Regions from separate parts of the Homo sapiens genome. Here region 1 is linked to region 2. A link is a loop called in an ENCODE intact Hi-C map of the cell type or tissue named here. Cell type or tissue: Calu3. All regions are shown on one strand. Each heading gives the region's core, and the rest is flanking DNA. Links, peaks and the distances in the headings are about the cores only.

The links. Peaks named below come from ENCODE experiments on the same cell type or tissue, not always from the same donor. Only the 100,000 strongest peaks of a DNase experiment are listed, where the experiment ranks them.
Region 1: a loop joins it to region 2, with 7 times the contacts of the local background. A loop is called at or near these places in 2 of 110 quality-filtered maps.

Annotation. Positions count from the first base shown.
Region 1 is chr5:102,086,783-102,093,339 of GRCh38, forward strand. No RefSeq gene overlaps it. Among named protein-coding and RNA genes, the nearest start is that of SLCO4C1, 210 kb to the right of the region's middle. In Calu3, for the core only: a CTCF peak has its summit at 4,184 (motif pointing left); a DNase peak (open chromatin) is centred at 4,179.
Region 2 is chr5:101,991,815-101,998,371 of GRCh38, forward strand. No RefSeq gene overlaps it. Among named protein-coding and RNA genes, the nearest start is that of SLCO4C1, 300 kb to the right of the region's middle. In Calu3, for the core only: no CTCF peak of the experiment used is centred there; a DNase peak (open chromatin) is centred at 3,967.

The DNA.
Region 1 (6,557 bases), core at 2,732-5,231, 95 kb after region 2:
TCTTCATATTGATCTCACCATTGATCTAAACTCACTGGCAGGCACGGAATTATAAGCAACTACTGTAAGCAAAAATTAATATCTTCAAGATCAACTATAAATCTCCCAACCCCACCCCTAAACTCCCACTCAAGACACACACCTCAGTCTCACAAAGTATCCCTTTGGTGTGTGTACCTCCTTGCTCTGGTGCTGTGGTGAACCCCAGAAATCCCACTGCTATTATGTCACTTGACACTTATGGCCTCAACATGGTGAAATTAACCTTTCATAGCCCTCAAGATGAGGAATTTGAGGGGTAGTTTTTATGTCCTCTTCAACTGGCCTATTTTCACATATACTACCCTACGATCATTCCCTAGTGCTTTTTCTCCAGATTCAAGGTGTGAGGCATATGGACAAATCTAGTGACTAAGCAGGCATGCAACAGAGAAAAGACCTGTCTTCCATTTTTTCACGTACGCACAAATTTTATGAACAGATCTTTCCCCACCCCATCCCTTTAATTGTGGAGACGAGAACCAATAGAGTACCTTTTTCTCTTTCTTAAAAGAGAGAGAAAGGGATGGGTGTTTAATTCCTTGAAGACTGTCCACTCCATAAAGGTGATCTACCTTACCTTCCAGTCCTACTGCTAATCGCTCATGGTAAAAACAAAACAAAAGAAAACACAGAAGTAATTTTGGCTTATTTTACAACTGAGACATCAACTCACTCCAAAAATTGAGTCTTCTTTAAAACATCCTTTGAAGAATTTAGTAACTGCTTTTATCAGGCATTTCTGCTGTATTCTCCAGGCACTTTGGTAATCTAAGTAACTCACATTATTACAAGACACTTGCATAAAGTAGAAATATTCTAAATAATAAAATGTGATTTTAAATATTCACACTGTACACTGTATGTATATACTCTTTTGGCAAAGGAGGTACTTTTCCACAACGTTTAAAAGTCCTGTAGCCTTCTAAATTCCTATTGTAATTTGGTTTTGAAAGTAGATGGGTTTATCAACGTGGCTTCAATGCAGTAGTTGTGTATCCAGGGAAAAGTAACAATGCTACTGAAAGAGCAGTTAGAATTTATTGCATATTGAATATTCTCACAAATTCCATTACACACAAAATCTATCAGGGAATTGCGTGAAAAGGAAAACAATTAGTAACTAGAAATGTAATTTTGACAGAATATGAGCCATGTCTCTATTCAAAAGTAGTAACATCAAGCATGTGTCAGTATTACAGACCTGTTTCAAATCACGAAAGAGACTGAGGAATAGACAGCTATTCACCATTCACCATGATTTACACTAACAAATTAAGTGCCTAGGAGCTATAGTTTTACAGAAGCTCAGAATGAGGCACAATAACAGATTTATTGTCACTCTTCTAACCTTTAAGTCAGTGCTTGATTACTGAAAGGTCTGTAGAGCTTTGGAATATGCAAAAAGCACATAGGAAATTTTACAGCAAAAAAAAATCCATGCATATTTTCAAGGCATAAACAATATTCAGGTCACTCAAATTTGAATGAGAACATGTTCATGCATAACACGGCTACAGTAATACAACTGAAATATTTTATATTCAGTAAGTTATTTTATTATTTCCTCTGAAATTAAATTCTATGTGTTTCCCTGAATCACAGCTCTTAACAGCAAGCCAAGAAACCACTGTCAATATGTTTATTGCTTACGATATTCCAAGAAAAATGGTTATGCTGAAAACATACACATTTGGAAGTACTTGTTAGCACTAAATAGAATTTAATAATTAACTGAATAAATAAATCTTCCAAATAAGACTCATAAATCTTCCAAGTATGCCTGTGGAGTGCTCAGAGTAACCTTTAGTCTGTGTTCCTTTATTACCTCCACGTGGAAGTACCCAACATTACCACCTCCCAAATGCTAACCTCAAAAATTCACAGCAGGTCACACAGAAATAGCAAAGCACCACACATGGATTATATATTACACTTTTCTCAAAGTCTGAAGTCATGGACATTCCATGATTTTTACAAAATTCTTAGAAATACCTTGAAAATAATATAAACCCTATGTTCAATCTCCCAGAGGAAAATTTTATTACAATATTTGCAATCATGGTTCTAATATAGTTCTCTTGAAAAACAAACTTTATTGGAGTATATGTTACTTCCTATTTGATTTCCCCCTTAGCTCCATCAGTTTTTGATTTATAGTTCCTGAAGTTATTATTTTAGAATCTTTATATCTTCCTAAGAAATTGTTCCTTTTATCGTTATGAAATGTGATACTTTATCAAATATCTTAATATACTTTCTCTGATAGTAATACAGCCATAGTATAGTGCATATTAATCCCAGCGTTTATTTGTTGATTTTCTATTTGGAATATTCTTTCATTGCCAAAAGTGGGGTGTTGAAGTATCCAGCTATTATTGTATTGGAGACTATCTCTCTCTTTGACTCTAAGAATATTTGCTTTATATATCTGGGTGCTCCGGTGTTGGGTCCTTGTGGCTTAAGCTGTCTTTCAAATTTATTTTGAGCCCCAGAGCAACTTAGCCCACAGTGACATGGCTTACAGGAACTCAAGTTCCAACCACTGGAATTGGCAATTTTTTTTCTGGCCAGAGCTGGCTTAAATGCTCCTTCCATAGGTGGGTGTCAGCTGAGTTTGGTCTGGTTTTTCTTTCTGCAATAAAAGGGCAGCACTGAGTTCAATGCCTCACAATTGCTGTGCTCTCCCTCCCCCAATGCCCAGAGATGCTCTCTGCACCATGCTGCCACTGCTGGGGGGTAGGAGAGGGATGGCATCAGTGATTCAAGACTGTTTGCTGCTCTATCTCTTTGTGCCTCTTTAAGTGATACAGAGTTAAAACAAGGTACTGGGAATGCTCACCTGATGTTTGGTACTTAATAAGGAATTTTTCTGTGTAAATAGTTGTTCAATTGGTGCCCGTGTTGGGGGTACAGTTAGTGGAGCCTTCTATTCTGTCATCTTGTTCCTGGATTTGCTGTCATTTGTATGGGGCTTTGTGATTTTATGCTCTTTATTTCCCTTGAGGGCTTAACTGATTTAAGTTGGGTATAATCTGTTGGCTTCATTTTTGGATGCTTTCAGAGGGCTGTGTCTCTGTACAAGATATTTATTCATGGTTAGATTCTTGCCCTGGATTTCACCAGCAGTGTATATTGAAAGAATATTTTTGATGTTGTAATTTGGGCTGTGATCAGTAGATATGCCTAAGAGCAATGAGCAGCAGTTAGGCTCTTACTCAGCCATGGGGCTTTTTTGTATTTCAGGGCATTCCAGCAGTGCTTTCTTCTTTAGGAGCTGTTAAGCTGCAGAACTATTCCTGTTCTCCTACTCCTGCAGGGTTACCAGCTTCCTTTTTCTGCAGCGTCAATATCTGCATCACCTCTCTATCGACTCTCAGTGTTTTAGTTACATTTTCCTTTTAGACTTTTTGTTATAATTTTCATTGCTACCCTGAGGCTCCATCTATTCACTCTATGGCCATTTTTTTCTTACTCACTGAACATATTTATAATAGTTGTGTTAAAGTTTTTTAGCTAATTTCAAAATCTGGGCATCTCAGAGTCTGTTTTTAACTGTTTTTCTGCTCACATGTTCATCCCATTTTTGTTTCTTGGAATATCTGTCAACTTTTATTATATAATGAACATCATGAATTATGTATGCTAAAGACTCTGGATACCTTTGTCTTCCTCTGAATATACTGTATTTTTGTCATAATAGGCAGCATAATTGCTGGTGGAGTTTCTATAGGTTTGTGTAGTGTTGGTTTATGTTCTATTAGAGCAGATCTGTAGCAAGCTCAAGATATCTTTCAATACCGTTTATTTCATGGGACTCAAGTTCCAAATTCTGACTACACTATGGCTGTTTACACAGTTTAGGTTTATGCTTTCTAAAGAAAAATCTAGTTTAGACATTACTCTAGGAAGCAATCTTAATGCCTAAGTCATGGCTTTTCTTGTTTCTCAACTGTATACCTAGCTGAATAGATCATCTCTCCACTCAGACTGTACCACAATTACAATGTCCCATAGTACTGCACAACCTCAGGAAATTCTTGTCCATTCTCAACTCTGTAGCAACTGCTCTCAGACAATCCTTGTGCAGTCTGGCCCTCTATTTGTGCTGCCCAGTGTACAAGTATGGACTTGCATAGGGCTCCCCCCAGTGGTCTATATGCATACCCCCAACACACATCTCTTTGATCTCTGGTGCCCTGCCCCCAGAGAGTCCTACTGATGCAAATTTCCCAAAACTCTATTCCTTCAGCTCACCAGGACCATCTGTCCTCAGGCAGAGAGGAACCCTCAGGAGTTCCTATTGTCAACACCCCAAAATAGTTGTTCAAGATATATATTTTTTTGTTTTGTGGTTGTCTATTGTAATGGGACTTATCTGGTACCAATTCCTTTATAGCTGGCTGGCAAACTTCTCATGTGTAGAGATCTCCATATCCCTGAATCGACCATACATCCAATGAGTTTTAGGATTTTAAATACTGTCTTTAATTTACTCATACAAAAAAGTTGTGCCATGTTCATAAAAAAGATTGTTGTTGTGAATCTCATTCCACAATCCTGGGTAATCATTTAAAGGCATCAACAATTTGGGAGAAAAAAACTGTATGAGAGCCCTCAGTGTCACAGTTAAGTAAGTTAATTAAATAGCTATCAGAGAGACTACCTGTTCTCAGCCCATGTATTATTTATGTAAGAAATTTAACAGGAGCTAAGTGAAAAAGTAAAGAAATATAATAATTCATTTTTTTTAATTTGAGATTTTGGGTTGTTTCTTAAAGAAATGTAGAAATGGGATTCCCATCTCTTCATCTACAATCTGATTAGATTAAGTCAGTAGAAGACTTTTATATATATAAGATGGTGGACACATAAATTTCAAGGGAAAAAAAAGACAGTCAACAATTTCCTGGAGCTTCTGACTCACGGTGGAAAGAAGATCTCCTGCAAGGGAGCTAATATATCCTACTTACAGTGTTATTTTATTTGCTTTTTGTTTATTTGTTTGTTTTTCACATGATGTTCTTTGTTTGTGAATTGGTGTTGAAGAAGAGATAGTGAAGAAAGATATTCTGTAGTATTCTAAGATACTTAGGGATAAAATCATAGGTTTTCCTTCCTGTTGATTGCAACCAGGGTATGTCAAATTGACTACCTGGTTACAAGAGAAAACTGAAGTGATGAATAACAATTATGACAGGAAAATTTTGTTATAAAGTATTTTTATCATTTTATTATCAATTTTGAGGTTTTTAATAAATGATAAATGAAAATACATAGAAATGTATTAGTTCATTTTCATGCTGCTGATAAAGAGAATGGGAAGAAAAAGAGGTTTAATTGGACTTATCGTTCCACATGGCTGGGGAGGCCTCAGAATCATGGCAGGAGATGAAAGGCACTTCTTACATGGTGGTGGCAAGAGAAAAATGTGGAAGAAACAAAAGCGGAAACCCATGATAAACCCGTCAGATCACATGAGACTTACTCACTATCACTATTATGAGAGCCCCACCTCTGCAACAAACTTTTGCCTGGACCTCCAGGCATTTCCATACATCTTCTGAAATCTAGGCAGAGGTTCCCAAACTTCTGTGGTGACTTCTGTGCACCCACAGGCTCAACACCATGTGGAAGCTGCCAAGGCTTGGAGCTTCCACCCTTTGAAGCCATAGCCCAAGCTCTATGTTAGCCCCTTTCAGCCATGGTTGGAGCAGCTGGGACACAGGGCACCAAGTCGCTAGGCTGCACACAGGATGGGGACCCTGGGCCTGGCCCGTGAAACCCCTTGTTCTCCTGCGTCTCTGGGCTTGTGATGGGAGGGGCTGCCATGAAGGTCTCTGACATAGGCTGGAGACATTTTCCCCCTGATTTTGGGGTTAACATTAGGCTCCTCACTATATATGCAACTTTCTGCAGCCAGCTTGAATTTCTCCTCAAAAAATTGGTTTTCCTTTTCTACTGCATCATCAGGCTGCAAATTTTCTGAACATTTATGCTCTGTTCCCCTTTTAAAATGGAATGCTTTTAACAGCACTCAAGTCACCTCTTGAATGCTTTGCTGAATTTCTTCTGCTAGATACCCTACATCATCTCTCTCAAGTTCAAAGTTCCACAAATCTCTAGGGCAGGGGCAAAATGCTGCCAGTCTCTTTGCTAAAACATAACAACAGTCACCTTTGCTCCAGTTCCCAACAAGTTCCTCATCTCCATCTGAGACCACCTCAGCCTGGACTTTATTGTTCATATTACTATCAGCATTTTTGTCAAAGCCATTCAACAAATCTCTACGAATTTCCAAACTTTCCCACATTTTCCTGTCTCCAAACTGTTCCAACCTCTGCCTGTTACCCAGTTCCAAAGTCACCTCCACATTTGCAGGTATATTTTCAGCAACGCCCTACTCTACTGGTAGCAATTTACTGTATTAGTCCATTTTCACACTGCTGATAAAGACATACCCAAGGCTGGGAAGAAAAAGAGATTTAACTGGACTTACAGTTCCACATGGCTGGGGA
Region 2 (6,557 bases), core at 2,561-5,060:
AAAAAAAATGGCTAGGCCTGGTGGCACATACCAGCTACTTAGGAGGCTGAGGCAGGAGGATCCCTTGAGCTCAGGGGTTCAAGGCTACAGTGAGCCATGATCACACCACTGCACTCCAGACTGGGTGACAGAGTGAGACTCTATCTCAGAAAAAAAAAATGTCCTTTATGAAACAAAAAGTTTACTTTTTGTTTAAAATTTAATTAAACCTTAGCAATGAATACATCTTCTGTGTGAGAAAATGGAAAGTACACACAAAACATTTCTTTTGTATACTGAAGTACAATGGTAATCTGGAAGAAAACCATTGTGTGATTAAGTTTTGGGTTGCCTTTTTTTTTTTTTTCATACAACAACATGTTTACCTGATAGAATGACTGATTGTTGGACAAATTATTGTTATTCAGACTTCGGTATTTGTCAGACACTTTTTCACAATTCAATGTTGTGAGCCTGTAACTTAAACAACTGATGATATTTGTTGCCAATGACATTTGAGATTTCGATTGAAAATTAAAATTTTAGAAAAACAATTTTCATCACCATTAGTTTGACTGCTTCCAGTTCTTAAAGGCTTTTCTGATGAGATCTGATAGAACAAACAAAATTTCCTAAAATATTACATAATGATATGTCTCAATATTTGAAAGGTGAAAAATGTAGTGGCTCAGTACTTTCCAAATGACCAGTTAATTATGCTATGAAGTCATTCATGGAACAAAGATCTACTAAAGTGCAAGATGATCAAGGAATTTTAACGTAAGAGGATATGAAAAGTTTATTGATGTATTTTCAGATTTCATATTAAAACTAAACTTTAATGAACTCTCGCTTGTTAAGTTTTGGTGTAATGTTAAAGAGGAATACTAAGGGTGATCTGAAAAGATAATTAAAATAATCCTTCCTTTTTCAACTCAGATCTATGTGAAGCCAAGTTGTTTTCATAACCATCAGCCAAAAGAAAATTGATTGTTTTGGATGCAGAAGCAGATATAAAGATCCAGGCAAACATTGAAAAGATTTACAAAACTGTAAACAATGTTACTCTTTTAACTGATTTTTTTTTAATGTGGAAAATATAATTACCTTTCCAGAAATGTAAAATATTCTGTAGTAACTTTGTTATTGATATTTTAATTACAATTATTAATTGTTAAAATTTGTATTAATTTTTCATACAGAAAATATGAAGGAAAGAAAAAAAAGCAAAAGCTTTTTGCAATCTCAATAATCTTTAACAGTGTAAAGAGGTCCCTAGACCAAACAGCTTGAGAACTGCAGCTCTAGGTCTATATATTCATTATACACTAATTGGATGATTATAGCAACCTTCCCAAGTGGTCTCCCTGACTTCATTCTCATTTCAGTCTATCCATGCTGTTATCAGACTGGAATTTCTAATAGGTACAACTGATACTGGTGAGTATAGACTCACCAGTAACCAGCTTTTTAATAATGACTCTCCGTCCATTTACGAAAAAGGCCATCTGGGTCTGGTGCCCAACTATCTTCAAAATGCACTGCAACTTCTTTGAATCACCATTTGACAGACTAGCCGACCAAATTATATCTTTGTATTGTCCTTGTGCCTGTTTATCTTAAATGCCCTTTCTTCTTTCATCCCCTGTCCAACACATCTTACCACAGACATTCATCTTTTCCACTTCAGGACTTTTGTGAGTGACATCTTTATGAAGGCTTTCTTGCTGTTCTTGCTGCCTACAGAGAAAACCAAACTGACCACTTTCTCATTGGAGCTTTCTTTTTCTTCCTATATATGTTTCCATTATGGTATTGCTAACCCTGTACCTACTATACACAAACACACAGATAATTGAGCTCCCCATAATTCTAAGGGAACAGAATTTTGCCAACAATATTGTCATAAGCAGATTGTGGTTTTTGATTGCTGTGATTCCCCGCCTAGCTGGATACATATAGTTATTTAGATTATTGTATTTAAGCCACAATCCCAATCTTTTTCATTACACTCTATAAACTACAGTTCAGCCTTGCCATCTACTTCTCTAATAGACTCTTTGATATTCAGCATACTTTTAAAAACAAACACTTTTCAGTCTTCTCTACAACTTTAGTTAAGTTCTGGTGTGCTGAAATATTTGTTTCTGTCCATTTGGTACAACTTTATAGTTGTTTTTGGAGAGCATATTTCCTGATCATAAATCACTCAGTCATAGCCAAAAGTACAACCCTTTAATACTTATTTTCAAATGATTATTACTGACTTGTTCCTATTTTAACATTGAAGAAATAAGTATTTTTAAGACATTGCTAATGAACCAATTAATTAATTGTATCACTATATGTAATTATCAAATGATACTTTTATGTGTTTAATGCAGACGCTGGTAACACTTGTTTTAGAGTCACACTGAGAGCTTTGCATTGTGAGGAAGGCAGCTGTCATATCTTCTCTAAGTAGCATTGTAAAAGATGTCCTATCCTTCTGGATATAAGTAAGATGTTTTATATTATTATTTGAGTGTGTCAGACAAACGGAAAGGAGTTCAGAATAAAAATAAAACTAATAAAGGAACTGAAAGGGAAGCTTTGAAAGGAATGTTGGCTGATGCATATTAAGAAAAAAGTGGAGGTAATTATGATGTTTTGTTTAATAAGTAGAGGTTTTAGAATTAGAATGCCCATTTATCTCATATCATCATGTCAAAAGTACAATTTGACAGGTCAAGAATATCTGGCATTGACCCACTGTTGAAATACTGAAACCTATATATTCTTTACCTGCAGATAAAGGTTAAAAAACCCACCAGGACATAATGCTTTAAAGAGAATAAAAATAGCACTACTGTTAGAAAGTCTACTTAAAATTGGGGGAGAATTTCAGATCAAGGTTTCCCAATAGGATGACAAATGACTGCCCCAGGCAAACATTGTATAAGATACTGATGGGGAACCTGTAGATTTGATTTAGGGAAGGGGATGTTCTTATAGATCTTTCTAAATCAAAGCTAAGCTAAGGCACATCTCCTATCTAACAAAGAGCAGCCCCCTCTATGAAGTTTATTGGGTGTTTTTCTGACCCCATTAATCAAGTTATTGCTATACCTTGATCTTGTTTTCCAGGTTTCTTATAAACCCTAATTATTTATAGAGATGACAGTGGGAACTCTCCTCACTATTGTATTCTAAACTGAGACCATATGAGAATTCAATGACTTTGTTTTCACTACAGAAACAATAGTGGGTTGGAGGCAGAGGTTTGAAAATGATCCTAAATTGTTTCTTTTTTTTTTCCCTTTTCTCAGAATTCAACCGATGGAGCCACCCTGGTAGGGAATGGAACAGTTGGAAGGATACAGACCCCACTTATCCTCAAACATATAAAGAAGCCTTGCCCCAAAGTGAGTAGTGACTGGTGAGGATCATCAGAGGAAGACATATGAGCTAACTGTAGATAGCATGAGTGAGAACCAGAGAGAGAGAGGGGAGAAAAGGGGATGAGAAGATATGGGGCCATACAGGAACTATGACTGTAAACACAGCAGTAGATATTTAGTAATAGTAGACATAATAGGAATTCATTTTTCAACAAATTTTTCTATATATTTACCTTCTTCGTTCCTTTTCTTTCCTTTTTTTTTTTTTTTTTTTTGAGGGGAGAAATCAATGAGAGAAGTGGAGTGAAAAAACAAACGTAGTTTTCCCAATACTATTTCCTCTTGAGATTGGAGGTTTAGAACAAAAATCATGTCATGGAAATACAAGGAAGAAGAATCAAAGTATCCCTCCTGTCTAAGAACAATTATTCTGACACTTGTTAAAAACAGTAAGGAAGACTTCCTTCAAGGCTGCTGCAATAAAGAGAGAGATTGAGCTGGACTCTGAACAGAAGGAAAAGTGGGGTTTTATAGCAAGGGAGTAGAGCTAAGTGGTCAGTAAATCGAAAATTACTACCAGAAGACATAAAGAATAGGGAGATTCTTGCAAAACTGGCCTAACAGGATTCTTGCTAAAGCAAACAAAGGACTTAGGTATTAAGGGTGTGGGAAGAAATTTATCAGCTCTCAATGGTAGGTGATTCTTGCTAAGCTTAGTAAAATTCTTGCTAAAACTGTTCTCGGCAAAGATAAAGACAAAAGGCCAATGTTGAGGTGTACTCAAGAACAAGGCTCACAGAAGCCTAAGGTTTGGTCAAGGAGAATGTCTTTGTCACTCCCATGAGAATCTTATTTTTGGTTGTCCAGCATGCGAACACACTACAACCTGAAAGTTTAATGAAATTATCAAAACTATGAGAAGACATGTTAAGAAAATTGGCTATGACTCAAATAAGATTTATATTTAGTTTGAGTTAAAATGTGAGCATTAAATAAAAATTTTATATTACTTACAAATAAACATAGCAATATTATTTGAAATTACTGTTTGAAACAGAATTGAATATACTGTTTGAAACAGAATTGTCCTCTGCCACCAACACAACCTGTTGATAAGTGTCTATAATTACCTCTCAAGACTTACTTTATTAGTGATATTGTATGACAATTAAGATCTTAAAACAGGCATAAAACTGACTATGATCAGTGTTACCATTGGAAAAATAATATATGTTAAGATGTGCCATAAACCATTAAGCCCTTTCTGTTGACAATGAAATTTCAAAGTTAAAAACTGATCTATCAAAGATTTCTGCCCTGACACTGTGCATTTAGAAAATAAGGACTTAGGGTGAGAAGCTGCTGACTTTTCTACTCACATCATCATCCTACATAATCCATGCCATATCAATAGGGATATCGTCATCCTGCTGATATTTCTTACAACTTTGACCATTGTCAAGGCTAAAAATGTTTTTTTTTTCTTTTAACATTTCTGAAATTGTCTGTTGTTAGTGGAGTATAATATAACAGGACCCCATAGCAGGGTCCCAGACAAGGCCAATGACATTCAAGACTTTCTGAGTAGTTTTTTTTGTCATTTATTTTGGTTTACTGCTGCTTTTTTGTTGTTGTTGTTGTTGTGAGATAGATCTTTGCTTTTCCTGCTGCCAAGGCAGATGACAGAATATTGCTGGAGTTGATAACATTACAGTCTGTCCAAAACTGCCATTGAATACTCCTCACAACACCTTTATCCTCAGACTCTTATCAGCTACGGCAGAATGAATCCAAAATGTGAATTTAAATTCAGCAGTTGAAGACTGCTAAACTATTACAGTATATTTTACATTTTTCAAAGAGGAGAATGCTTTGTGAGTCATTTGTTTCATAGCAGTTATAAGTTGCTAGCATTCAAACTAGCTTAGTTCATGCTAGATGAAGTCTTTGCATGCAACAGGAAAATTACTTTTCAAATAATTTTTAAAAGATTAAGCCAAAGTTCTAAACATGAATAAGGCACTTGAAAAAGAAAGAATAAAGAGAAAGAAAAAGAAATAAAAAAGAAGAAGAAAGAGAAGAAGAAGGGGGATAAGGAACAAAGAATGAGGAGGAAGAGGAAGATGAGGAACAAGTGGGAGGAAAAGGAGAAGGAGGAAAAAAAAGAGAGAACAGAGGGATAGAAGAATCCAGGTTTTCTCACACACAAAAAAATGCACTTTATCACTTGGATATGTACATTAATGGATCCTGTGCCAGAATGTATTTGTTCATGATTATCCTTTGTTGTATATATTTGGAAAGATAAATTCATCAGTGTTGTTAGTCTTACCTCTTTCGCATCCTATTTAGTGTTCTCTCCCTTGCAACTTATCCCTCCCTCCCTCCTTCCCAACTCCCCACCTCTTTCTCTCCCTCTCATTACTAATTTCATTAAATAAGCTGGCTTATGAAAAGAGTTGTCAGTGTGTAATCTTTACTTTAATCGCCAAATTTATCCTAATTCTGAATTTATTTATATCCATGAGTCTTTTCTTTCACAATGATGATCATCATATTCAAAATAAGGGTAGAAATTCCATTAGTATTTAAAGCACGTTTCATAATTTCTTAGTAAATTTGTGAGTGATGACTATTTTGGCATTTCTATTATCAACCTATTCATTACAGAAACCGTAAATGAACACATTCGATACACATAATAAAAGTGGTTAATACTGCTCCTGGTTTGAAAAACTTTTTATAAAATGTGAGATTTTATTTTATAGATTGTTTATGGAAAATGGAAGCCAAAGTGAGAAGACAGGTCAGCGGAAAAGGGAAAATTCATATTAATTCAAATAATTGTTTCTGATGGGTAACCTGGAAATGTTAGATTCCAAGTTGTTTATCCACATCATTATCATTGAGTATTTTAAATTATTTTCTATGTTTCTGGTAATAGCTAGCAAACATTACATAGAGACATTTTAGTTGACTCCTGGCTTTTGACATTTTACCCTTATATGTTCTAGAAATAGCAACTGATGCTCTTAGTAAAAATTGTTGTCAGGTCATTATGTTATTCTGTGATGCATGGTAGAAATGACTTGAAAAAATGTAATTCATTGTTTTATGAAATTAATGCTTTCCAGAGAATGTAAGGCATTAAAGATAGCTTAGTTCATGCTAAATGAAGAACTTATTAAATCATTTACT